Linked DNA regions of Homo sapiens: all the other regions are linked to region 1. A link is a loop called in an ENCODE intact Hi-C map of the cell type or tissue named here. Cell type or tissue: OCI-LY7. All regions are shown on one strand.

Region 1 (5,000 bases):
ACCCATGGACCCGCTGGGCTGCATAGCTGGCGCTACCATGAACAAACACTGCTGCATGTGGCGCGGGCCCTGCCGCAGCCGTGGTCAGCTCCCTCTTATGTGCCCATGAGAAACAAAGTGCTGGGGGCCTGCTGGGTCCCACAAGAACTGGAAAGTCACCTGGCAGCTTTTCTGTCAGGCATATCTTCAGCCTTCTTCCCCCAAAGACTGGCTCCTCTGCTCATCGCTTGAGGCCACCAGCCTCAAGTCTGCATGACTTTGTCTTGACTCCCACTAGTAACGGACACAATCTTTCAGTGAGAGACCCAATTTCCTATGAGAGAGAATCTGATTTCCCAAGATTTAGTCGTGTCCACCATGCCCATAAAGCTGCTTCCTGGAAGAGATGAGTGTATTGATAAAAGCACAGTGGTCTGATTATGTCCCTCAGCCAAAGCTGCAGATGCGGGCAGATGATTTTACAAAAGCATGAAGGCTCCAAGACAATAATTAATGATTAACCACTTCAGTATCCTATTCTATTCATCCACAGCTAGTCGTTGATGTCACTAGTGCGGATACTGTAACAATCGTGTCTCATCTCAGGGCATGCTACATTTGATTTCAAAATTTTCAATATTTTCTATTTCTGATTTCAGGTGTGGTGCCACATTTACATGATGAGATAAATAGAAGATTACTTTACAGAATTATTTTAGAATGTTTCACATGGTTTTCAATAACTAAGGAACACCGTGATATCATCATTAGTGTTTGCTACATCAAGTGAAGGCATAGGCAGTAACACACATGCCTCGTCCAAAAAGAAATCAAAAGGGCTATTATTCTTCATGGGCCCATTTAATTTCCACTTTAACTTCTCCCAAAGACAACAATCAGCAATTTTATCACCTACTGGAGAAAGGTATTCCAGGGCCTCAGGGCTCATCAAAATGAATGTGTTTTCTATAACATCTAGTAGTTATTGACTCCTATACGCTAAGACATGTCGATAAACACAGGCCACCATTTTCTCTGTGCTATTTTAACTACTACCATTTTTGCATTTCAGCACAAGAGCTGCTCTTAGTCAGAAAATGCCAGATGGTACTGAGGAATCAGACTCATACTATTCCAGAGCAATGTCATCTGCAGAAGAGAGCCAGTAGCTAATTGACAGAGGTGCCCTTGTTGTTTTTATGGAAGTCAAGATGTCCTACTTCTATCACTAGACCTGTCCTTCTATAATTGGCTTGGGTCTCAAGCTCTCTTTGGAACTTTATTCTAGGTAGGATCTTGCCTCTTCAATTCTGTCTTCCGATATAACTCTACAGTTCCTTCTTCTTCTTCAAATGGTTTTTCTTTACTTCTCTAGCTTTGAGAAATCCATCCTTCTCTTCCTCAAAGTTATTTTAGTTTTTCTTTTCTTCACCAATCTTTGGGTAACTATTGTTTGTTATTAGAAATATCTTTTTAAAAAATGTATCTATTTTCTATCTTTACAGCCAACTGATATTTCCAGACAGCTAAATATTTTGCTTCTTTCTCTCCACTTTGGAGCTTCCATGGTGGTTTTCCCTTAGTGGGTGTCTAATTAATAGTTGTTGGTGAAGAGATTGCTGTCCTGAGACTTGCTGTATCCTGATCAGATCAGAAGAACAGTCCTATAGGGCATGATAAAATCAGGAATTAAATAGTGAAGTTTAGCCCAAACCAAGACACCATACGGTATCTTGGAGTAGATTTCCCCAGAAAATTGTTAGTTACTCAATAATTCACAGTTACAGAATGAGTCACAGAAGATATGGCCAGGAAATTCTTTTTTACATGTCATTCCAAAGTTAGCTTGTGAGTGCGGCCCAAGTCCAGTGATTTCCAATTATCTGTCTTTGGATGGATTTGCTATCACAGAGTCATGTATGAAATATTTGATTTCTGCATCCACCTTTCCAGGTCGGAATATCATAGCAATATGTGGAAATTTAGCAAAACAGAGGTAATTCTTTTTAAATTTTTTTTTATTTTTTAGAAATGTACTGGGGCAACTGTAACAGAAGTGATTCTGATAATCGTTTGAGAATGATTGTTCTAGGATAGTAGTTTTCAAAGTGTGGTTCCCAGACCGGTGCATCAATATCACCTGAGAGCTTGTTAGAAATGTAAAGTCTAGGGCCTAAAACGACTAACCAGAAACTCAGGGGTGGCCCAGCAGGTGTTCTCTGCTCCAGATGATTCTGAAACATGTGAGAATCACTGTTCTAGGGACATCTTATCATTATAAGAATCTATTATTTGTAGGGAAACTTTTTGGATAAAAATTTGTCTGATTGTTTACAAATATGTGACACTGCCAACAATTTGCGATCTTCTCATTTAACAGATTTTTTACTAAGTGTTCCTATATGCCAGATATTATGCTAGGAAATAGCATAATAGGAATAGAATGATTTATGGAAATGAAGAGACAAGTAAGTCTCAATATTCTGCCTTAAGGAGGCCTTAGACTCAAATGGGATATGCCATGTGAACAAATATGATTCGGTGCTATAAAATGTATGTATAAAAGGTTAATTCTGTTATGACAGATGTGGTCCAAGGAAGACTTTTGGGTTCTGCCCCAGTTCTGAACCCTGAGAATTACATGTAGAAGTTAGATAGGTGTTGAAATACCCACTTAAGACTTTAAACGACTTAAGCAAGTTTGAAGAATGAAACTTGGAACTTCTGGCCTTTGCAGTCCTCCTGTCCATGTGAAGACCTGCGGTTTACTGCAAGAGAGTAACTGAGTCTGCAGAGTGAATATTCACCTAGCCAGAGGTGTGACTACAGCCGGCCTCCCCATGGCAAGTGCAAAACAGCCCAGAAGAAGGAGGTCCCATGAAACCATGAGCTCTAGCATGGCTGTCCACCGGAGCAAGGGGGCGCCCTAATGCTGTATATTCTTGCCTTGTACCTCAGGAGCACTGAGTTAGGGGAGAAAGAGGTATTCCCTCCTGGGAATGACGTCTAAGTCCTTCCTCTTTAAGGAAAACACGTGGAACTAAGTAGTTAAGTGCCCTCTACCAAAAGCCAGGAGTTTGTAGGCAGATGAGCAGAAGGAGGGAGCATTTCATGTGGAGGGAAGGGCACAAGCAAAGATCCTGGGGCCTCAAATAACAAGGAAAATTTATAGAAGGTTGGTGTGGGGTTTGGTTGTTTAATTTTTCAGTTTTTATCTTCAGTTAGGGTCAGCAGACTAAATTACTTTAAACATTAGAAAAGGAATTTCACTGATTTTAAAACAGAAAAATGGGGCCGGACGCAGTGGCTCATGCCTGTAATCCCAGTACTTTGGGAGGCCGAGGCAGGTGGATCATTTGACATCAGGAGTTTGAGACCAGCCTGGCCAACATACTGAAACCACCCTGTCTCTACTAAAAATACAAAAAATAGCTGGGCGGGAGTGGCATGCGCCTGTAACCCCAACTACTCAGGAGGATGAGGCAGGAGACTTGCTTGAACCTGGCAGGCGGAAGTTGTGGTGAGCCGAGATCACACCACTGCACTCCATTCTGGGTGACAGAGTGAGATCTTGTCTCAAAAAAAAAAAAAAAAAAAAAAACCAACCAAACAAAAATAAACAAAAAACAAAAACAGAGAAAAAATTGAAAAGATATACTTGACCAGTAATTAGAGACTATAATAAAAGAAAATGAAATCATATTATAGGGTTTTATATTTACTTTATTTACATTTTATATTATTTACTTATAGCTGTACATTATTTATATTTATATCTTTTATTAAGAACTGGAAAAATATGGAAATGCATTCTCTACAATGTTAACAATGAGTACTTTGAAATGTGAATCTGTTGTTAGTATTATTATTATAATTTCAGAGAGAGGGTCTTGCTGGTTGCCCAGGCTGGAGTACAGTGGCACTACCATAGCGCACTGTAGCCTTGAACTCCTGGGTTCAAGCTATCCTCCTGCTTCAGCCTCTAAGTAGTTTGGACTATAGGCGAAATTATCGACAGCTTGAATCTTCTTTGCTTTGTGATTTTCCTTGTTTTTTCAGTTTTGGGAAGTGGCCATGTATTGCTTATACAATTAGGAAAAAAATGACAGTAGATCTTATTTATGAGGCAGAGCTGCACACTTGTCCAATGAATGGCCATGGATGATCTGTTCATTTTGCCTGTCTTAGTCATCAGTCTGGATGATGATACAAACACAAATGGCTGTGGCCATCATTAGTCGTCGTGAAATGGATGTAGCAGTTATGATTTGAGGAGGTTCATTTGCTGAATATACAGCCAATCTCAGCCTTTATTACCACTTTATCTTTTTTTGTAAATTTGTTTTTTTAATTAAAGAAATAGATTCAATTTGAAAATTGAGTTCTAAACAAAGTAGTTTTATCAACTATTTCTAAACATTCTATTGACTATTTTGGAATTGTTAAAAACAACATATTTCCTTTTTAAAGGTTCTTTGGCAAGAAAGTGGTTTAAATTCTTTATTTATTCTCCTTTTATGGATCGATTTACTTTTATATAGTTCATGAAAACAATCTAAATGTTTTTGTTTGTTTGTTTTGCTGAAATGCATCATAAAAGTGAAATCTCTAGTGGCAAACCTCGAATAAGTATTTTCCCCTTCTATCCTGCCCTTGCTTGTATTTTCTGAATTCATTTCTTTTTTTTCCAGAAATTTGGGGGATGCATGCAACTTTTCCCTTGTCTGAAGTGATAACTCTGCATTCATTCTTGACCACCATTAATCATGCATAGCTGTGCTCACTGAGGCAATGTTTTTGAGCCAATGGATGAACAAGATCTCATTAGCACTGGTTTCCATGGTTTATCGCTCATGGCCAATGTCACACAGAATTTTCAACCAGGATGGGAACGCCCAGCAGCTGGATGTCCAGCTGCCAATTCATCAATTTGAGAAGTGAGTCTGTTTCCGTCTAAGTTGTTGCATGCAAGGCATGGGGGGCTGATTCTGTGCCCACAGTGACTTCCTCCACCGTTTCTT
Region 2 (5,000 bases), 440 kb after region 1:
CTACCCCCATAAAAATTAAACTTTTATTAAAAAACAAATAATAAATGATACAAAGAAAATGTTAATTTTGTTAGGTGCAAATAATGGCATTGCAGACATAAGAAAGTTAATATTTTTAAAAGGTGCATACTGAAGTATGTAAAGATGAACTGGCATGAGAAATGGGATTTGCTTTAAAATATTTCAGCAAAAAAAATGAAGGGATAGAAACAAGTATTGCAAAATTGTGATACTTGTTAAATCTGGGTGACCAGAATATGAAGGTTTATTCTATCACTCTATTTTTGTGTGTGTTTGAAATTTTTCATAGTAATTTTCTTTAATTCCAACCCCACTTCTCTTCCAAGAAGCGTCTCAGTTGCCATTTAATCAGATGTCAATAGATTCCCAGACAAGGCTTGCTTACCTAGGTTAAGTTCCATTCATCTCCTTGTCTAGCCTAGCCAAGACCCAACACAAAAAAATAACATTTAAACAAACACACTGCTCCCTAAATCTTTGCTTACCTTATTATGATAAGTTTACTGAGGAGTAATTCATGAGGTACATTGATTGTTTTTCAGAAAGGTAAAACCAGGTGCATTCCATCCAGTGACAGACAAGGTGCCATTTTCACCACACCTTTGCCAATGTGGGTTTGTCATTTCTTTTTATAAAACCTCTTATAGGTGCAGTGCAGAAAGATAAACAGGATTCAACTTGTCCCAACCAAGGGGAAAGGATGTCCAAGACAGCAGAACAGCCTCAGCAAGGCACAGAGGTGGGAAAATGTGTGATTTATTTAGTTCTATGTGACCAATTCATTCATTTAATACATATTTGCCCAGAGCCTCTATAATTAAAATAATTTAGTGAGATTAGCAGTTAAAGATGTGTTAGTAGCTAATTGAGCCTTTCTTCCTGATAAAGTAAGAAGAAATGAAGGGGAATTGCTTTTTTTTAAAAAAAAGGTAACATGAAAGGAGGCATGAAAATGATTCTTCTGCAGACTTTCTGGACTATCTGCAATCTTGTGGAGGCCAGCCTCCATCTTCTCCCCTACTTCCAGGCCTTCAACACTGCACTCTGATTACCAAAACTTTAGAACTATATCGAGACCGATGACATCCAACACGTTCCTTTTATCTTGTTACCCTTTCAAAAAGTGTCATGGTTTAAAGCCCTTAGTGCAGCAGCAGATTCTCTAACAGGAATTAATAAGCTCTTCTAGAAGAATTAAAAAAGCAAGCTCCCTTTTAATAGAGGCAGAGAAGGACGCATTCACTTTCCAGTTGGGCTGAATTTCCAAAAACTTCAATAATTAGATCCCATTCTCCACAAGTCATCATGTTTATCATGGGGAGAGTAATGCCTGTTCCAGGTTAATTGGACAGAAACGATGTTCCTCTTCTGTAGTCACTGTAGTCAAATTATCCCTGCATTGCAAAGCCTTATTGCTCTGTGTTAGGTTTAAAGCCGGATTTCTCAACTCTAACTGCTTTGCTGTGTTTAATACTCGGGTTGCTCCGATTTGCTCGTCTGCGGGCGTACTTGAACATGAAGGATTGGGAAGGAGGAACAGCAAGCAATCACCGAGGCCAGGAGCCCGAGCCAGGGCGGGAAGGGGTTTTCCCACAGCAACATCGCACTAGGAGGCTTTCTAGAGGGCGGTTTGAAATCCACGGACCTCGTGGGGAGCTGAAGCAGGACCTCCGCGCGCAGGAGCAGGTTTCCGGGCACTACACACCCAGGCTCATGGTAGGCGCCCGCAGCCCAGGACGCTGAAACTCCAGCCCCACGCCGCGAGCTGACCTTCCTGGGCGACGCCAGCTGGGTGCTTGGGGCAGGCACAACGGAAAACAACTTAAAATCAGAATTCTGGATTCTGGGATTTGAGCTATCAAAGTCATTTTCAAGAAATTCATATTCTTCCTAGAGAGGGGAAAATGCAGTAATACCCCCTTAAAAGCCAGAGTCTTCAAAAATGTTGCTTTTTCAATGTTGCTTTTCAAAAAAATAACCCCTGCTTTGCTTATTCCACACGTGTGTTGATACAGACGGATAAATATATAACAATGGATACTTGATTCACATGTAAGTGCGCTATCACACATAATCTCTCATCGTTTCGGATTATTACAATCTCTCATCCTTTGAGGAAGATAAAAGGTAAATTTCCAAAGGAGTTTTAAATAGGCAAATGGGCTATACGGCGTTATAGTAATATATTGTAATATAGGGCATGTATAATACTATGTAATACACAGACAAATGTATGCATAAGGACAGAGATACAGTGCCCTCTACTGGATCAAAGTGAACTTGATGAACCTTGCCTTTGAAAGAGTTAGTTTAACAGCCCTTCAAGAGGCTATCAACACCAGAATATAAGCCTTAAAGCTAGATGATTCTTCACATCAGGTGATTCTTCTTTGGTTTGCACTAGCAGCAAGCAAAACGCTCTTACGTTGTTTTCCAATCATCCATGTTTAACAGGATTATTCAAACTGACTCCACAAATATTCTATCAGTAAAGGGACATTTGACTGATGAATTTGTTGGAGCCATCTAAGCAATCCAGACTCCGCAGTTCCCAAACTGAAAACAAACTTTCTGCATTGTGTGCTATCTGAGCGAATCAGATGTAATTTTAAAAAACAGACAGACAGGAGTTCAAGCATAGTATCCATGCTCAAAAAGTTGAGCAATTCAAGACATTAGGCAAATTGAGAAGTATTGTTTTAAAAGCAGCATGACAGCGATGACTTAAATAATACAGAAATTATCATCCTGAATAATTTGTTCTTAAGTAATACAAAAACTCCATACGAAATACACATATGCTCCTAAATAAGCTGGTAAACAAAGCTCTATGTGGATTCCCAAAATTTTGGAATAGGGATTCTGTGGTATAGAAAATGATGATTTTAAATGATAGGAAAAGGCAATTTAAAAATATTAATAGTTTCTAAAACTCCACCCACTTCAGTGTAATGGGTATGTGCCACTGAGGGACAGCTGGACACCTGGAAAATGGCTACCATTGCACTGTAAGAGTCCTCTCCGCGTAGCACTAAAAATGTCAGTGTTTCATTTTACTAAGGAGACTTTGCCTTTCCCTTGTGTTGATCTGCATCTCATCTCCTGGCCACTAAGTACAAAGACCCACTATGTTAACCTTCCACACATTTTCAGAAACCGGACAGAGCTTATTATAGAAGTGCCGACACAGCCAAAGTAAGCCAGTTGGGAAATCAGATGCCTGTCTCCTTGATGCAGGAAATTCAAAGAGAAGATGTCAGGTTGATCGCAATCTCATCCCAACCTCTGCTGCAAAGAAGCATGGAAGAGGAATTTTCTAGAGCCTCTCAGCCATCCCTATAATTAGCATGGAAATTTGTGAATCATTCCTGGCAGAAGAAACATGGCTGGAGGTGAGGCCCACCCCCTCTGTCCGGGTTTCCCAGGGGAGGCTCAGGTAGTAATATGGTACATTTTCGCTCTACAGCTCAACCATTGTGTGAAAATGTTGACTCTCCCACGGAGCTCACTCCTGTCCAAGGTAGAATACAGTGAGGAAAGGCCACCAAGCCCTCCCTGGGCAGCGGTTCTCACAGCGTAGTAAATACGGGGGCCCCCTATGAGCTGTGGAAAATCTGGAGTCCACACCTGCTCCTGAAATTCTGGTTCAGCGGGTCTGGGAAAGAGCCCAAGAATCTGCATTTTAACAAGCCGCTAGCATCATCTGGTGCAGATGATCCATGGACCACACTTTAGAAACTGCCTGAAGAAGTGAAGAAGCATATTTGGCCAAATACTCTGACATCTTAAGACCTTCTCTTTATGAGCATCCATCTTCTAATGAGATCCTCATGGAATAAAAACTCCTTTGTACTGATTTCTGTCCTTGCCTAAATAGTATTATAATGAACGTAGCTATAACTTTGAAATTCAACCAGATGACAGGATACAGGACCTTCTGCCAGTGCAGACACCCCCAGGACACTTTGTGATCCCAGGCTAGCCCCTGCCATGCTTTTTATTTTCTCCATTGCTCTAGGATTGGATTTTCTGCTCCTGTCTTAAACGGACCTTCATTGATTCTTTGTGGCCAGACTCTTCTCCCTGCAGCACTGCAGAATATGCAGTCTCATTGCTTTCCCACACCTAGCCTGTCTCAAGAAGTGCACAAGACATTTGAGGGTTTCCTTGAAGCTTTATTATAAACAATGAGGAAGAGACAAGAGGAAAATAAATATGAACAGATAATTAAAGAGAAATATCACAGTCTTATGCAAAAGTTACTCCCAAATTCCAGTTTCCCTTTTAGCAGCTATGGACTCTATAGTAATAATGCCTATTTTATTGATTCTCTCCATGTTTATTTTCTTCCTTCTTTCCTTCCTTTCTTTTTCTTCCCTCTCTTTCTCCCTCACACAGACTTGCACTGGGCATAACACATAGTGGGCCTGATGGTAGAATCCACAAACAGTCAGCAGTGAGTTAAAGTTCTACAAAGCACCAAAGAATGGAGGCTTCCAGGTGAGATTTCACTAAGAGCTAGTATTAGAAGAGTCTGGGAGAAGAGTAGATTGAGCACATTGTGGGGAAAATGAATTCCCAACAGCAGAGAGAACCGCCACATACAAACCACGAGAAATCAAACATGTCACATTCTGGGAACCCAGTAGTTCAGCAGAGTTGGAACACAGAGTGCATTGGAAAATGCTGGAAATTACACTGGAATGGTAGGTCGGGTCAGCTCCTGAAGGGCCACATGGACTCCAGTAATGAGTGGGGATTTAGACGATAAACCATATGACTTTTCATAGCCTACACAGTTGGCACTTTTATAAATCTAATAATTTAAGGTCCATGCAAATGAGGGAGGAGGCAGGGTTAGTAATAACCATTACAGGATAGGAGGCATAAACCTGGGCTGTCTTGGGAGAAAGCAGATGACCACTCTATCCATAGGGTGTTGAGGCTTGGGTGATGAGGTTCCTTGATTCATATCTTCC
Region 3 (5,000 bases), 390 kb after region 1:
AGGAGCAACTATAAGGCAAATAAGTTGAAAGATTTAGAAGAATGGATAAATTCCTGGACATATGCAACCTACCAAGATTCAACCACAAAAAAATCCAAAGCCTTTTTTACAAAGGTGCCATGAACATACACTGGGGAAAATACTCTTCAATAAGTGATGCTGGGAAAACTGAATATCCATATGCAGAAGAATGAAACTAGACCCCTATATCTTGCCATATACAAAAATCAAATCAAAATGGATTAAAGACTTAAATCTGAGACCTCAAACAATGAAACTACTACAAGAAAACCTTGGGGAAGCTCTCCAGGACATAGGTCTAGGCAAAAAGCAACCAAAGCAAAAATGGACAAGTGGGATTACGTCAAGTTAAAAAGCTTCAGCACAGCAAAAGATACAATTAACAAAGTGAAGAGACAACTCACAGAATGGGAGAAAATATTTGCAAACTACCCATACGACAATGGAATAATAACCAGAATATATAAGGAGCTCAAACGACTCTATAGGACAAATTGAATAATCCAATCAAAAGATGAACTAAAAATTTGAATAGACGTTGCTCAAAAGGAGACAGACAAATGACAAACAGGCATACGGAAAGGTGCTCTTATCATTGATCATCAGGGAAATTCAAACCAAACTACAATGAGATATCATCTCACCTGAGTTAAAAGAGCTTATATCCAAAAGATAGGAAAAAACAAATGCTGGTGAGAATGTGGAGAAGAGAAAACTCTTGTACACTGGTGGGAATATAAATTAGTACAACCCTCATGGAGCACGGTTTGGAGTTTCCCCAAAAAACTAAAAACTGAGCTACTGATCCAGCAATCCTACTGCTGGGTATATATCCAAAAGAAAGGAAATCAGTATATCAAAGATATATCTGCACTTCTATATTTGTTGCAGCACTATTTACAATACATAAGGTTTGGAAACAATCTAAGTGTACACAACACATGAATGGTTAAAGAAAATGCGGTACTTATACGCAATGGAGTCCTAGTCAGCCATAAAAAAGGATAAGATTCTGTCAAATGCAACAACATGGAAGAAACTGGAGGTCATTATGTTAAGTGAAATAAGCCAGGCACAGAAAGACAAACATTGCATGTTTTCTCTTATTTCTGGGTCCCAAAAATCAAAACAACTGAACTCAGGGACATAGAGAGTAGAATAATGGTTACCAGAAGGTGGAAAGGATAGTAGGAGAGTGGGGAGAAAGTGAGGATTGTTAATGGATACCAAAAAAATAGAAAGAATGAATAAGACCTAGTATTTAATAGCGCAACAGGGTGACTATAGTCTATAATAATTTAATCTTACATTGTAAAATAACTAAAAGAGTATGAATGGACTTTTTGTATCAAAAAATGCTGAGGAAATGGATACCTCATTTTACATGATGTGATTATTATGCATTGCTTGCCTGTACAAAACATCTCATGTACCACAAAATTATATACACCTAGTATGTACTCACAAAAATTAAAACAAAAAAATTTTAAATAGTCTTAAATTATCTAAACTTCAACCTTACTAAGCTGTAAAAAAGACTACATCTAAAGTACGAAGAGGAAGGAAACAATAAAGATCAGAAACTAAATTAAGAGGCAGTGGCCAAGATGGCTGACTAGAAGCCCCTAGTGTGTGCCACTTTCACAGAGAGAAATAGAAGGGGCAAGTAAATACAGCACCTTTAAATTAAACACTCAGGTACATGCATTGCATTTGGGCTTCATCAAGAAAACAACTTAACCCATGGAGAAAGGAGTAAAGCAAGGCAGAACAATTGCCCAACTGGGAGTAACACAGAGCTAGGGGAGACTCCCCACCCCAGAGCAACAGTCCCAGTCCTCACTTCTCCAACCTGGGACTCCAGCACAACCACCCTGCCCCCTACTGACCACTTCAATCAGAGGCAGCCCAACAGTTAAAGGAACACTTACAAACAGAGATGAGAAAGAATCAATATAACTCTAGCAACTCAAATGGCCACACTGTCTTATGTATCTAAATGACTGCACTAGTTCTACAACAAGGTTTCTTAACCAGGCTGAGTTGGCTGAAATGAAAGAAATAGAATTTAGAATATGGACAGGGACAAAGATTATCAAGATTTAGGAGAATGGGAAAACCCAATCTAAGGAAACCAAGAATCACAATAAAATTATATGGGAGCTAACAGACAAAATGGCCAGTATACAAAATAACCTAATTGATCTAATAGAGCTGAAAAACAAACTACAAGGATTTTACAAAGCAATTGCAAGTATGAACAGGAGAGTAGATTAAACTTAGGAAAAATTCTCAGAAATTGAAGACTGGCTTTCTGAAATAGTCAGAAAAACAGCAAAGAAGATTTAAAAGGAATGAACAAAACTTCCAAGAAGTATGCAATTATATGAAGAAGCCAAATCTTTGAATCATTGCCATCCCTGAAAGGGACAGGGAGAAAGTAAACAACTTGGAAAACATATCTCAGGATATCATCCATGAAAACTTCTCCAGCATCAGTAGAGAGGCCAATAGTCAAATTCAGGAAACCCCTGCAAGATTCTACACAAGAAGGCCACCCTCAAGATACATAATACTCAGATTTTCCAAAGCTGAAATGGAAGAAAGAATGTTAAAGCCAGCTAGAGAGAAAGGTCAAGTTCCCAACAAAGGAAACCCCATCAGGTTAATGTTGGACCTCTCAGCAGAAACCCTACAAGCCAGAAGAGATTGGGGGCCTATATTCAACAATCTTAAAGAAAAAAATCTTCAACCAAGAATTTCATATCTAGCCAAACTGAACTTCTTCAGAGAAGTAGAAATAAGAAATTTTTCAGATAAGCAAATGCTGAGAGAGTTAATTACAACAACACCTGCCATACAAGAGATCTCAAAAGGGGCACTAAATGTAGAAAGACTTACAAGCCAATGCAAAAACACACTTAAGTACACAGGTCAGTGTAAAGCAACCACACAAACAAGCCAGCATAGTAACCAGCTAACAACACAATGACAGGAAAAAATCCACACATATCAATACTAACCTTGAATGTAAGTGGGCTAAATGCCCCATTTAAAAGGCACAGAGTAGGCCAGTCACGGTGGCTGACGCCCGTAATCCCAGCACTTTGGGAGGCTGAGGTGGGTGGATCACTTGAGATCAGGAGTTTGAGACCAGCCTGGCCAACATGATGAAACCCCTTCTATACTAAAAATATAAAAATTAGCTGGATGTGTTTGTACACGCCTGTAATCGCAGCTACTCGGGAGGCTGAGTCAGGAAAATCACTTAATCCTGGAAAGCAGAGGTTGCAGTGAGCCGAGATCGCACCACTACACTCCAGCCTGCGTGACAGACCAAGACTCCGTCTCAAAAAATAAATAAATAAAAGGCACAGAGTAGCAAGCTGTATAAATAAGCAAGACCCAATGGTATGCTGTCTTTAAGAGACAAATCTCACACACAATGACACCGATAGGTTCAAAATAAAGGAATGGAGGTACCAAGCAAATGGAAATCAGAAACAAAAGCAGGGGTTGCTGCCTAATTTCAGACAAAACAAACTTTAAATCAACAAAAATCAAAAACGACAAAAAAGGGCATTACATAATGATAAAAGGTTCAATGCAACAAGAAGAGCTAACTATCCTAAATATATACACAACCAACACGGAAGCATCCAGATTCATAAAACAAGTTCTTAGATACTTACAAAAAGACTTAGACTCCCACACAATAATAGTGGAAGACTTCAACATTCCATTGACAGTACTAGATAGACCACTGAGGTGGAAAATTAACAAAGTTGTTCAGCACCTGAACTCAACATTGAACCAAATGGATCTGATAGGCCTCCACAGAATTCTCCACTCAAATACAAAAGAATATATACATTCTTCTTATTGCTGCATGGCACATACTCTAAAATCAACCACATAATCGGATATAAAACAATCCTTAGCAAACGCAAAATAACTGAAATCATATAAAACACACTCTCAGGCCACAGCACAATAGAAATAGAAATTAAGACTAAAAAAAGTTGCTCAAAACCATGCAATTACATGAAAATTAAAGAACCTCCTTCTGAATGACTTTTGGTTAAATAATGAAATTAAGGTAGGAATCAAAAAGTTTTTTGCAACTAATAAGAACAAAGATACAGTATACCAGAATCTCTGGGATACAGCTAAAGCAGTGGTAAGGAGGAAAATTTGTAGCACTAAATGCCCACATCAAAAAGTTAGAAAGATTTCAAATTAACAACCTAACATCACAACTAGAAAAATTAAAGAAGCAAGAGCAATCCAACTCCAAAACTTGCAGAAGACAAGAAATAACCAAAATCAGAACTGAGGGAGATTGGGACATGAAGAAACCACTGAAAAGATCAACAAATTTAGCAGTTTGTTTTTTGAAAACATTAATAAGATAGATAGGCCACTAGCTACATTAACAAAGAAGAAAAGAGAGAAGATCCAAATAACTGCAAGAAGAAATGACTAAGGAGATGTTCTCACTGACCCTACAGAAATACAAATAACCATCAGAGACTTCTATGAACAGCTCTATGCACACAAACTAGAAAACCTGGAAGAGATGGATAAATTTCTGGGCACATACACCCTTCCAAGACTGAATGAGGCAGAATTGATTTCCTGAACATACCAGTAATGAACCCTGAAATTGAATCAGTAATAAATATCCTCCCAATCAAAAAAAAAAAAAAAAAAGTCGAGGACCAGATGCATTCACAGCTGAATTCTTCCAGACGTACAAAGAAGAGTTGGTACAATTCCTGCTGAAACTATTACAAAAATTGAGGTGGAAGAACTCCTCCCCAACTTATTCTATGAGGCCAGCATCATCCTGATATCAAAACTTGGCAGAAACACAACAAAAAAAGAAAACTTTGGTCCAATATCGTTGATGAACATTTATGCATAAATCTTCACCAAAATATTTGCAAACCAAATCCAGCAGCACCTCAACAAGCTAA
Region 4 (5,000 bases), 88 kb after region 1:
CTCAGTAAAAATGTATACTGTTGAGCAAGAAACCTTTAAATGGCCTTTTTCTTTTTTGCCCCCTCCTAAAAGATTTCCTAATCCAGCCAGCCTCTGATGAATGTCTGGGGCTACATTTTCTTTTCTCTTCCAAACATCCCTTCTATTTCTTTTAAGTTCTGCCGAAATCATCACTACCCATGAGTTGGGCAGGGGTGCCTGTGCTGCCTGTGCTGCCTGTGCCACCTTTTCACAGACACAAACTTCCCAATCTGTAAATTAGGCCACGGCAGAAGAAAATTCACTTTGGAAGCTGCTTCCATGTGCCCAGTTTTCTTCAGTACTGTAGGACAAATTCCATCACACTGACCTTTGGGGATCGGTATGCATGTTTTTCATTGGTCATTGCTGGAATTTGGTTTTCACATGGATTTTAAATATTTTTTATTTATTTTGTTGGTTTTGCAATGTGTGGCCAGAGGGCTTTGACCTTCAAATTTTTATGAGAGCTTCCCAAAGAGCATAACAACAAGGAAAGTCTTGACCCTGTTGATTCAATCTGAATCAAGTGACTTCTAGATGCAAGGCACAGGGCACAGTGCCAGGATGAAGTGCCCAGTGAATGCAGACCTGGTTCTTGCCCTCAGGAGCAGTGTGGAGACATCCGCTTATGGAGGAATCACACAAATGAATGCAAAACCACATCTGAAATGCCCAGTGCAAAGGGGAGGGGCCAGGTGCTATGAGAACTTGCAATACAGGAGCTGACCCAGTGAGGGAGGTCCCAGGTCCCTTCTCTCCGAGAAGGTGATGACGAAATGTAGTTCTCACCTGAAATAAAGTAGCAGGGAACCGTGGTGGGCAGGGCTGCGGAGCAGAGGAGGGGATTTGTGCTAAAGGAAACAGCAGCAGTGCTGGGGAGGCATGAAAGGGTCCAGGATCGGGAAAAGCGTGTGAGTGCTCATGATATGCCAACAAATAGGAGCAACAAAACAATGGGAATGATTAACATAGAATCTGGGATCAGAGGTGTTGGTGGTGGTGAGGAATGATGTGGGGGGTGCAATCTGAGAGGGGAACACAGGGGCTTCAGCCATATTGTAAAAATTGTTGTTTTAAGCAGGGGAGTGTAGTAGGCAGTTAATTTTAATACTCTTTATATGTTTTGTCTATCCAAAATATTTAATATATTTTTTAAAAAACGCCAGCAAGTCTGAAGAGAAAAGGAGAGTGAGTAGCAGAGAAATGAAGCTGGAGGGCTAGAATAGATATCAATTAGAATATACAGTCTTGCATCACTCAATGACAGGGATATGTTCTGAGAAATCCATTATTAGGTGATTTCATTATTGTGCGAACATCACAGAGTGCCTTCACACACGCCTAGATGGTATAGCCTACTACACACCTAGGGCATATGGTAGAGCCTATTGCTCCTCAGCTACAAACTTTTACAGGAGGTTACTGTACTGAATACTGTAGGCAATTGTAACACAATTATAAGTATTTGTATCTCTAAACATATCTAAACATAGAAAACGTACAATGAAAATATGGTATTATAATCTTATGGGACCACTGTCATGTATGTAGCCTGTCACTGCTTGCAATACCATGGAGTAGCACATGACTGTATATAGTCCTGCTTAACTCAATTAAAATAGTGTGATGGCTGTTTTCACTTAGAGTTGGAGAGGCACAATTATTGCTTATGTAATACTTTTAACGAAGAGCTTTTAACATGTATCTATTCTATCAAAGAGCGGTCGTGGTGTTATCCTGTTGTTGAGCATAGACTGTCAGTCCCTGATCTGCATGGTGTGTGGGACAATAAAAACAGCTCTGCTACCCTGCAAAACCATGTTCATAATCATTACGATTGCTTTGTGGTTTTTCAATTTTTTTCCATAATATGAAAAACGCTCTTACTATGGGTATAAATATACAGAAAACCGAAAAATATAGTAAAACTAATATTTATTTAGTGCAGTCTAATTTAAGTCATTAGAAACATGGAGCATTCAGGAGTTTTATTTTTTGTAAAAAACTTACCAAGAGTAGTTTGAAGAGTGCTTGCCTTCTTTTTGTCATAAACCTTACTCTATGGAGCAAACATAGTTTCTATGCCTTGGCAGAATGTCACACTCCTTTCTAAGTTTGGATCAGCTTCCAACATTTTATCCTTTGAACTTTCAATGCCATGAAACATCTTTCAATTCCTTCAATATGATTTTTTTTTTTTTGCTGATGTGTCTTTCTCTCAGACATCTTACCTTAACTTTCAATCTTTTCCTTGTTGCTGCCTTCCTAATTCTTGTGTATAAATTCACCTTCCTTAAGTTCCTCTGGCTGCCTATCTAGAGTCTTTCCAATAGACACAAGGTTCACATCTCCACAGTCAGCTGTTTTTCCTATAACTCCATTTACTTTCAATGTGAATTTCACTTTCACCATTATCATTTTTGTTTTTTACTAGACTGTCATGTTTATTAACTAATTCCCTCTTTTGAGTATTCATTTTTATAAAACGTCATGTATGTTTACCACTGGGAGCCAAGGAGGCAACACAACCACAGCTTTTCTGTCTGTGCATCAACTGATAACAGATGCACAGTGACCAGTCACTGGGGGAATGTGAAGGAAGTGATGTAGTTGGTCTCTGATCATGATGTACATCTGTTATTGCGTGGTGATCTGTGGATTGAAGAGCTAACAGTGAAGTTTGTACTTCATGCATTTACTCAGAGTTAGTGTACTGTGGTAACGGAAATTGGAACTATGTTGTTGGGGGGAACTGGTGGTAACTGTGGTAACTGAAATTCATGCATGAGAGAACTTTGCAAAGTGTAGACAGCTTGTATCTACACATGAGCCAGAAAGAATCATTCAGTTTGGAGAGAGCAGAGCAGAACAGAGCAAAGCTCTGAGGAAATGAAATGCAGGACAGTTTAGGTGAGAAGGAGGGAAAAACTGGAACGTCAGGTTCCCAATAGTGAAATGCAACACAGGAAACAGTACCAGCTTCATGTTTGGAGAACTTAGAAAGTGGAGGATGGGAGGCAGAGATAAACAGATGCCTGTTGAAGGAAGAAGACTCTCAAGGGAAAAGCAGAGGATAACCAAGACCAGATGCTCTTGCTTTAATGTTTTGCTAGGTTGGCCAAGCGACTATCAATGCTTACATGGAGAATATCTGATTCATTTTGTGTTTCTCTCTCTTTTTACCCCCTGCCCCCTGACACATGATGAATGTTTTCTCTTATGATGCAAAAGAAGAAAGTATTATAAGAAGCTTAGCATCTTCAAACAAGTGTGTTTGAATGCCCGCTGTTAGGTATTTGTGCATATTTCCACATGAAGTTTATATGTGGCACTTGCCCACTGCAACGAAAGCTTGCCAAACAGAGTCATTCCTACAATGCTGCCAAGAGCTTGGGATTCACTGCAGGAGAGTGATGGCAAGTATCTGGATGAGAGTCAGTGAAGAGGTTTGGAAGATGTTAGAGAGAATTGAGAGACCATATGAAGTACTTTGTCCTGCCAATGCAATGAGTTCTAAAGTAATCCTCTCTTTAGGTTGATGGGGAACTTTGGCTTTGTCATTTTTTTTTTCTTTTTTGACATTGTAGACCAGTCAAGATCTTTCAGCAGCTCCTCTCACTTTGGAAAGAGCTTTGCCTGGAGGCCTCTTTTGTATGTTTCTCCAACTGTTCACAACAAATGATGACACAATGTTTTAGGAACAGAGAGAAAACAGTGTATGAGAAATCAGAATGGAGCCAAAGCCAGCAACCTAAGTGTATTCAGGACATAGGAAAATAAGCGCTGGGATACAGGTGAAAGATCCTGGCCTTTGAAACATGCTGTCTTCAGCATTTCTTGGAAATGGCTGTTGTTTAGATACAAAGTCACCATAATATTTTGGCATGAAGAAAGTCTCTGCAGATCTCATGTTAGTATCCTTTATGGGGTAGCTGATTAATTTGGAGAAATGTCATCTAGTTTGGGTGAGGTACAAAACATGATTTGTAATTTTCTTATTTTGGCTCCTCAAATCTGCAGCCTAATTGTGCAATAAACTCAATAAAATTGGATATGTTTTTAGTCTTGAAAATAAAACAGATTCAGCTCTCACTTCATTCCTGAGCAGGCCTTGGGAATAAACTGAACCATTTTCAGAGTTTTGAGAATGGAACTTCTTTTCATGAACCCCAAAGCCTTTGAAGTAATTTTAGAATTTTTAACTTAGGATATTTCTGCTACTCTGAGGTTCCAGTGAATTTATTTTTAGTTTTAAGAAAAGTAAAATTAAGTCATGAAATTTGAGTCCATTTATAAACAGAATAAAAAATCACCCCCCTTAATGTGGGGATTGTACCTTTCAGTTCTCACTTGGAGGCTTTTCTCCTCTATTCATGTATTTATGGCAGTAAGATTGAGCCCTTTTGTTAAGAAAATATTCCCCACTATTTGAGAACTCTAAAATAGAACAAATCCTTAAAGCAAACAGAAAAGAAGATCTTGACCATATTATCTTTGGTTTTTGTTGGTGACTTTATAGTGATTTTAATTTAGAGTTGGCTTCTGAAAAACATGACTTAAATTCCACTATGGTGAAAGAAATGACAGGAATGTGTCTTCTGCAGAGAAATAGGTATTTCAATCTTTATCTTTCTTAACATTCACCAAAGAAGAGTAGGTTGGTATTATTATTATCACTGTTATTGCTATTTTGCTGATAAGATCAATACTGAAATTTGAGAAATAAAGTATACTTTTCAGTGGGGTTTGTCTGCTTTCAGTAATGATGAGCAAGACAATTTGAAGAAACCCTATTGTTGAGAACAAGTAAAAACAGTTAGATGAAATAGGAATTAAAAAAAAAAACAAAAAAACATTTACAACTTTTGCTGTGAGAGTATTTGCTGATCCAGAGACAACAGTGGAAAAACTGAAGTGAGATTTTGGCAGAATCCCAGGACAAGGGGAACAAGAGTCAAAGTCCACCGAACGTGAAAAAT
Region 5 (5,000 bases), 270 kb after region 1:
GGAACTCTTTTCACTGGGCACAACATATAGAAGGCAATGGCAGCCATAGCTTGCGCCATGCATAGCCTGGAGTAGACAAACCTAAATGAACTTTCTTCCTTCTCACTTCTCACGGACTCATTTAGGTGAATGCCAAAGATGACGAAGGTGTCCTCGTTGGATCCTGGGACAATATCTATGCCTATGGCGTCCCCCCATCGGCCTGGACTGGAAGCGTTGACATTCTATTGGAATACCGGAGCTCTGAGAATCCAGTCCGGTATGGCCAATGCTGGGTTTTTGCTGGTGTCTTTAACACATGTAAGTATCCAACTGAGTAATTTCTTTTTAATATAAAGGAAACTTCACTCTAAGACATTTTTTCTATAACCTAACAAAGAGACATAGCAGCCCCTGTTGACACTATAGAATTTATGGGTGAGCCATTCTGGGATGTAGTCAATGCATAATTAAATTGTAGTGGGCCAAATATGCTCATAGTTTCTCTTTGACTGCAGAATCTTTATAGAAAGAATGATAGACTATATCCTGTGTAATCCATCACTTAACACCCGAAGAAATAGAGGGTTACAGTAAAAATATAGAGAAAAAAGCCATTTTCTTTTCAGCCACCACATTTTAAAAAAACTAAAACAGTTAAAACTAAAATAATAAATAACAAAAGATATATATTGCTTATTTATCATTGAGAAGTTGTATAAATATGCGTATTTATTTATTATTGAGAATTTTATAAATATATACACTTAATTTTTATCCCAGTTATGGAAGGTATTATAGCAGGTGGTCTCATATTCATTTTTCCACATTTCTCAATGCCCCTGAGCAATTAGAGATCAGAACATAATGAACAATCTTTCCCTCTCCAGTTTCCCCTCTGGTTTTTAATCCACCCAACATCCAATCTGTAGAGGAAAGCATATGAGAACAGAATTATTCTCTTCAGTGTCATGCATCATTTTTCAGAGGCATTTGCCTCTCTAGACCCAGACGATATTACAATTAATTCAGTGAATATTTTTAAAAATACATTTATTTCAGTATGTCTTCATCACTGGTAATGATTTTCATTCACAAGTCATTTCTACAGCCTTGGAGAAACATTAAGCTCAAGTTGGGGTGTCCTTTCTGCCTGCTCATTAATAAAGAATTTTTACCTAGCTAACATTTTTTAAATCAAAAACAAAGGGAGGGGTTGGAGGCTGGAGGGAGGTCATTTAAAAAAATGATTACAAAACCTATTTGTTTTAGCTCAAAGTCTCAACAGTCTAAGACTTGGTGATCTAAATTTAAAAAAAAAAAGTCATGAGTTTTGTTTTGTTTTATTTTCCCATAGTATCAAACAGGATAAGATTATTTTCTTAGCCATTTAAATATAACCCAGGGAAGAAGGAATACATATTTCTTGGGAGCAATGAAAATCAAAAGTATAGTCCCCTAGAAGCACTGGTCTCTGAAGTTCCAGATAGAAGCCGGAACTTCATGGTAGGTTAAAGGTTGGAGGTCATCCCATCCCTCGAGGCTCCCAAACCAAGACAAGGTAAAAGATGCCCAACAGAGGCAACCACTCTTGTGAAATGATTTTAGAAGACAGAAAGGACCCAAGTTCTCCCCATGCCTACAATTTCACTATCCCAGTGTAATTCCTTCCGGCTCACAACAAGATAAAATAGTGAACACCTTACATCCGTTCGTGTCTTTGGCATAAAAAGGTTATCCAATCTATGCCTGAAAACAGGCTTTGGCGGTAAATCAAGAAAAGGCAGAAACACACAGTGGGGAAGTCACAACGAGAGTAAACCTGAAGATGGAAATTGGGGGAAGGAGGAACAGGTGCCCTAAAGTCAAGCCTCACTTTCTTGAAATTATGAGTAAGGCAGAGTCTTGACCAAGTCGTGTCTGGGATAATGTGAATTAGTGTTCAGCCAGAAACAGAATGAGAGTGGCAATCGTTTTATTGATAAGACCCTGGGTGAACAGGGCTGAAAATCAAGAAAGGAAAATGGGAACGGGAGGCCCGTGGCAGCTGCCACTGTTGTTTGGGGCATTAAGATCAAGTCCTTTAAGGAGGGGGACCCTTGAATCTCTACCAGACTCCAGTTTGGACTTCCAAGGTTGTTCTGTTGAAGGAGGTGGGTAGTCTTTGGTTAAAAATGCTAAACTATTCTGAAGGAGAAAATAAAAAGGCAAGCCAAGTCATTAATCTTAAAATTGTCAGCTGAATTATTTTCAATGAGCCCTGATGTCTGGTGTCCTGGGAGGCAGGGAGGGCATTTGGATTAAGTTTAATCAGTAGGTACATATGGCAAGAAAGGTATTCAGATAATTTGTTATCTATTAAAATGAACTAAAATGAATCTGTGGTGTCACCCACCAATGCATGTCACAGGAGCAAATTCTGGCCAAGACAGCAAATTCCACCAAGGACCTACTCTGTAAATTCCTAACTTCCTATTAGTGGGTTTTTAAAATTGTATTTTCGGGAACATAGTCCCATTCATGGGACTAAAATAATACTACGTTGATGATCAAACGCTTAGAAACGAAACAATTAGAACCCTGTTGGGATTCTACTCTAGTTGGCTTCACCTGACACCAGCTGCAATTCTGAAGGATCACACAGCAAGATTTCTCTCTACCGCCCCCATGGGGTTGAATGACCACCCTTTTCCAGCATGGAACATTTGAGAATAACATGTCCAAAGGGCTTTTCATGTTGGGTCAGGAAGAAAGTCCCCTACAAGAAGGGTTTTTTCACTCTGTGTTTATTAAATGCTGGTGATGTGTTTAGCTGTGGTCTGTCCTTTCCTGTAGTTTTACGATGCCTTGGAATACCAGCAAGAATTGTTACCAATTATTTCTCTGCCCATGATAATGATGCCAATTTGCAAATGGACATCTTCCTGGAAGAAGATGGGAACGTGAATTCCAAACTCACCAAGGATTCAGTGTGGTGAGTTTGATTGACAATGGCATTGGCTGATGTCACATTATAGTAATGTTACACATTTACCACAAGATAGACTCAATCTGATGTTTCTGTTCTATTTTGAGGACCATTCAACAGCACAGGCAGAAAACTCTGATTGTCAAAGAATGTTCTAGCAAATGATTAGAAATGTTACTGAAGAGACAGTTTGGGTTCCTAGTGATAAAAATCAATCATTCCTTATAATAGCAACCACCAAAAAAAGGTCATAGTTTTAGCTGCTGCATATGCCTATACTAGTTCCTCTCTACCTTGATATATTAATATTACAGTTAATAGCAGAAGTATTGGAGCCAAGCGTTCTCTGGGTCAGTGCCCTGGGACTAATAGAGCTAACATTTATTTAGTATTTACTATGCATCGGTCTTGGTGTATGCATGATCTTATCCAGTTCTTTTTAGTTGTATCAGGTGGATGTTATTAATATCGCCATTTACAAATGAGGAAACTGAGGCCCAAAAAGGCTTGCTCACGGTCATACATCTGTTGAGCTGGGAATAAACCCAAATGCTTCTGACCATTAACCACAACCTTTTAAATGACTTCAGCAGTATAGGTTTTCTTTTCGAATGTAAAGATGAGATTCTCCTTGATTATATTGTCACCTTTCATTGAGATATAGAAATGGGAGTAAAGCTGAAATTGTTCCCCAAAACCAGCTGTGGGGTTCTCTCACTGCCCTGAACAGCTTTGTTACAAGCTGGCTAGAGGGAACTTAAGATCCCAGGGAAATTCCATTTTTCCTTGAGACCCCCTAAGTCCAAATCAATACACTAAGAAGAAACGAAAAAAATCCTAAGAGTTTAAGTAGGAAGAATTTTTATCAAGGTCTGTGTGGGAGGAAATTGGGGCATAAGTTCCTCTGTGGTCAGGCATTGAGCTAGGTAGAACTTCTAAGCCAAAAATGAGTCTCATGCACAAATAATAAAGCTAAAACACTTTCTGTTATACAAGCATCCAAATGGGGATGGTAGGAAGTTACAAGTTCATTTTAAGCAAAACTAAAAGTTAGAAGTGCCTGAACTTCATGTTACAGGAATGGATCACAGTTGTAGCAGCAGTATTAACTCACCAGTAGGGGCACACATTCATTGGAGAATGTTGAAATGAAATTGCTGAATGAGTAGCAAAGTGCTACCATGAATTAAAAATAGTTCGGTTCATTGGAAGGGAATGAGCTGAGCCATAGTAAGCTGGAGGGCACGTGTAAGACAAAACCTTGTCTCTGTAAATTGAACAGAAATTTAAAGAACACTTTAAGCCTGCAGAATTATAATATAGCAGCCCTGCATGTATATGGGATGACAAAACAGACCAAAATAGTCACCCCAAAAACTCATTGCAATTGTTAAAAATGACAAAAAGATAGTTATTTGGCATTCTCCATATCTCTTCCTTAAAAACACACAGACACACACACACACACACAGACAGACACACAGACACACACACACAGCCTTTGTAGCTAAGTGCAGTTCAAAGTTATCTTTCCCAGCTCCTTGATTCAGGTACCTCCCATCATCAAATAAGTCCCTATGAGGCACTCCTACAAATAACCCCACAGGCCCTAAACAGAGTTAATACAAAATAGCGAAGGTAGATCTTGCCCTTGGTAACCCTGTCCTCATTCAGGTCCCTGCTCCAAATTACTTCCCCTTTTCCTGACACCATTTGTTCCTTTGGTGCCTTACTCAAATATCCCATCACCCTGAGACTGTTCTTCCTGGCCTGGGACCCTCACCCACCCTCCACTGCAGACCACTGCCCGAGACTCCTCTTCCCTTCCTTTGCCTGGCTTGTAGTAGGTTTTCAACGCATGATGCCTGATCAGATGCTCTGACTGACTGCGGGGCTGAGACCAGCACAACTCAGGACGTGCCCAGACCATGAAGCACAGGGATTAAAGGGCTCAGTGGGATCTGAGGCCAAGACTTGGCTCTGCTACTGCCCAAGCTGTGTGACTTTGGGCAAGGCACAACCTCTCTGTGCCTCTTTTCTCCTCTAAAGTGGA

Evidence for each region. Hi-C counts contacts between places; a loop is a spot of excess contacts. Peaks named below come from ENCODE experiments on the same cell type or tissue, not always from the same donor. Only the 100,000 strongest peaks of a DNase experiment are listed, where the experiment ranks them.
Region 2: it touches region 1 in a loop (8-fold over the local background); 37 of 110 quality-filtered maps call a loop at or near these places.
Region 3: a loop joins it to region 1, with 12 times the contacts of the local background. A loop is called at or near these places in 3 of 110 quality-filtered maps.
Region 4: it touches region 1 in a loop (6-fold over the local background); 3 of 110 quality-filtered maps call a loop at or near these places.
Region 5: it touches region 1 in a loop (10-fold over the local background); 9 of 110 quality-filtered maps call a loop at or near these places.

The regions. Positions count from the first base shown.
Region 1 is chr6:6,492,809-6,497,808 of GRCh38, reverse strand. All of the region lies in intron 3 of LY86-AS1 (LY86 antisense RNA 1), which reads left to right. Among named protein-coding and RNA genes, the nearest start is that of LY86, 93 kb to the left of the region's middle. In OCI-LY7, CTCF peaks have their summits at 2,695 and 2,901; DNase peaks (open chromatin) are centred at 2,888 and 3,468; H3K27ac peaks cover 663 bases.
Region 2 is chr6:6,054,928-6,059,927 of GRCh38, reverse strand. No RefSeq gene overlaps it. Among named protein-coding and RNA genes, the nearest start is that of NRN1, 51 kb to the right of the region's middle. In OCI-LY7, CTCF peaks have their summits at 2,080 and 2,280 (motif pointing left); a DNase peak (open chromatin) is centred at 2,287.
Region 3 is chr6:6,102,728-6,107,727 of GRCh38, reverse strand. No RefSeq gene overlaps it. Among named protein-coding and RNA genes, the nearest start is that of MIR5683, 64 kb to the left of the region's middle. In OCI-LY7, CTCF peaks have their summits at 1,690 and 1,893 (motif pointing left); a DNase peak (open chromatin) is centred at 1,887.
Region 4 is chr6:6,405,264-6,410,263 of GRCh38, reverse strand. All of the region lies in intron 4 of LY86-AS1 (LY86 antisense RNA 1), which reads left to right. Among named protein-coding and RNA genes, the nearest start is that of F13A1, 87 kb to the right of the region's middle. In OCI-LY7, no CTCF peak of the experiment used is centred here; DNase peaks (open chromatin) are centred at 705, 2,723 and 3,093; H3K4me3 peaks cover 2,802 bases; H3K27ac peaks cover 3,770 bases.
Region 5 is chr6:6,219,986-6,224,985 of GRCh38, reverse strand. It overlaps F13A1 (coagulation factor XIII A chain), which reads left to right. Exons shown (of 15, transcript NM_000129.4): 7 at 126-300; 8 at 2,815-2,953. Among named protein-coding and RNA genes, the nearest start is that of MIR7853, 53 kb to the right of the region's middle. In OCI-LY7, CTCF peaks have their summits at 2,453, 2,657, 3,837 and 4,048; DNase peaks (open chromatin) are centred at 2,625 and 4,055.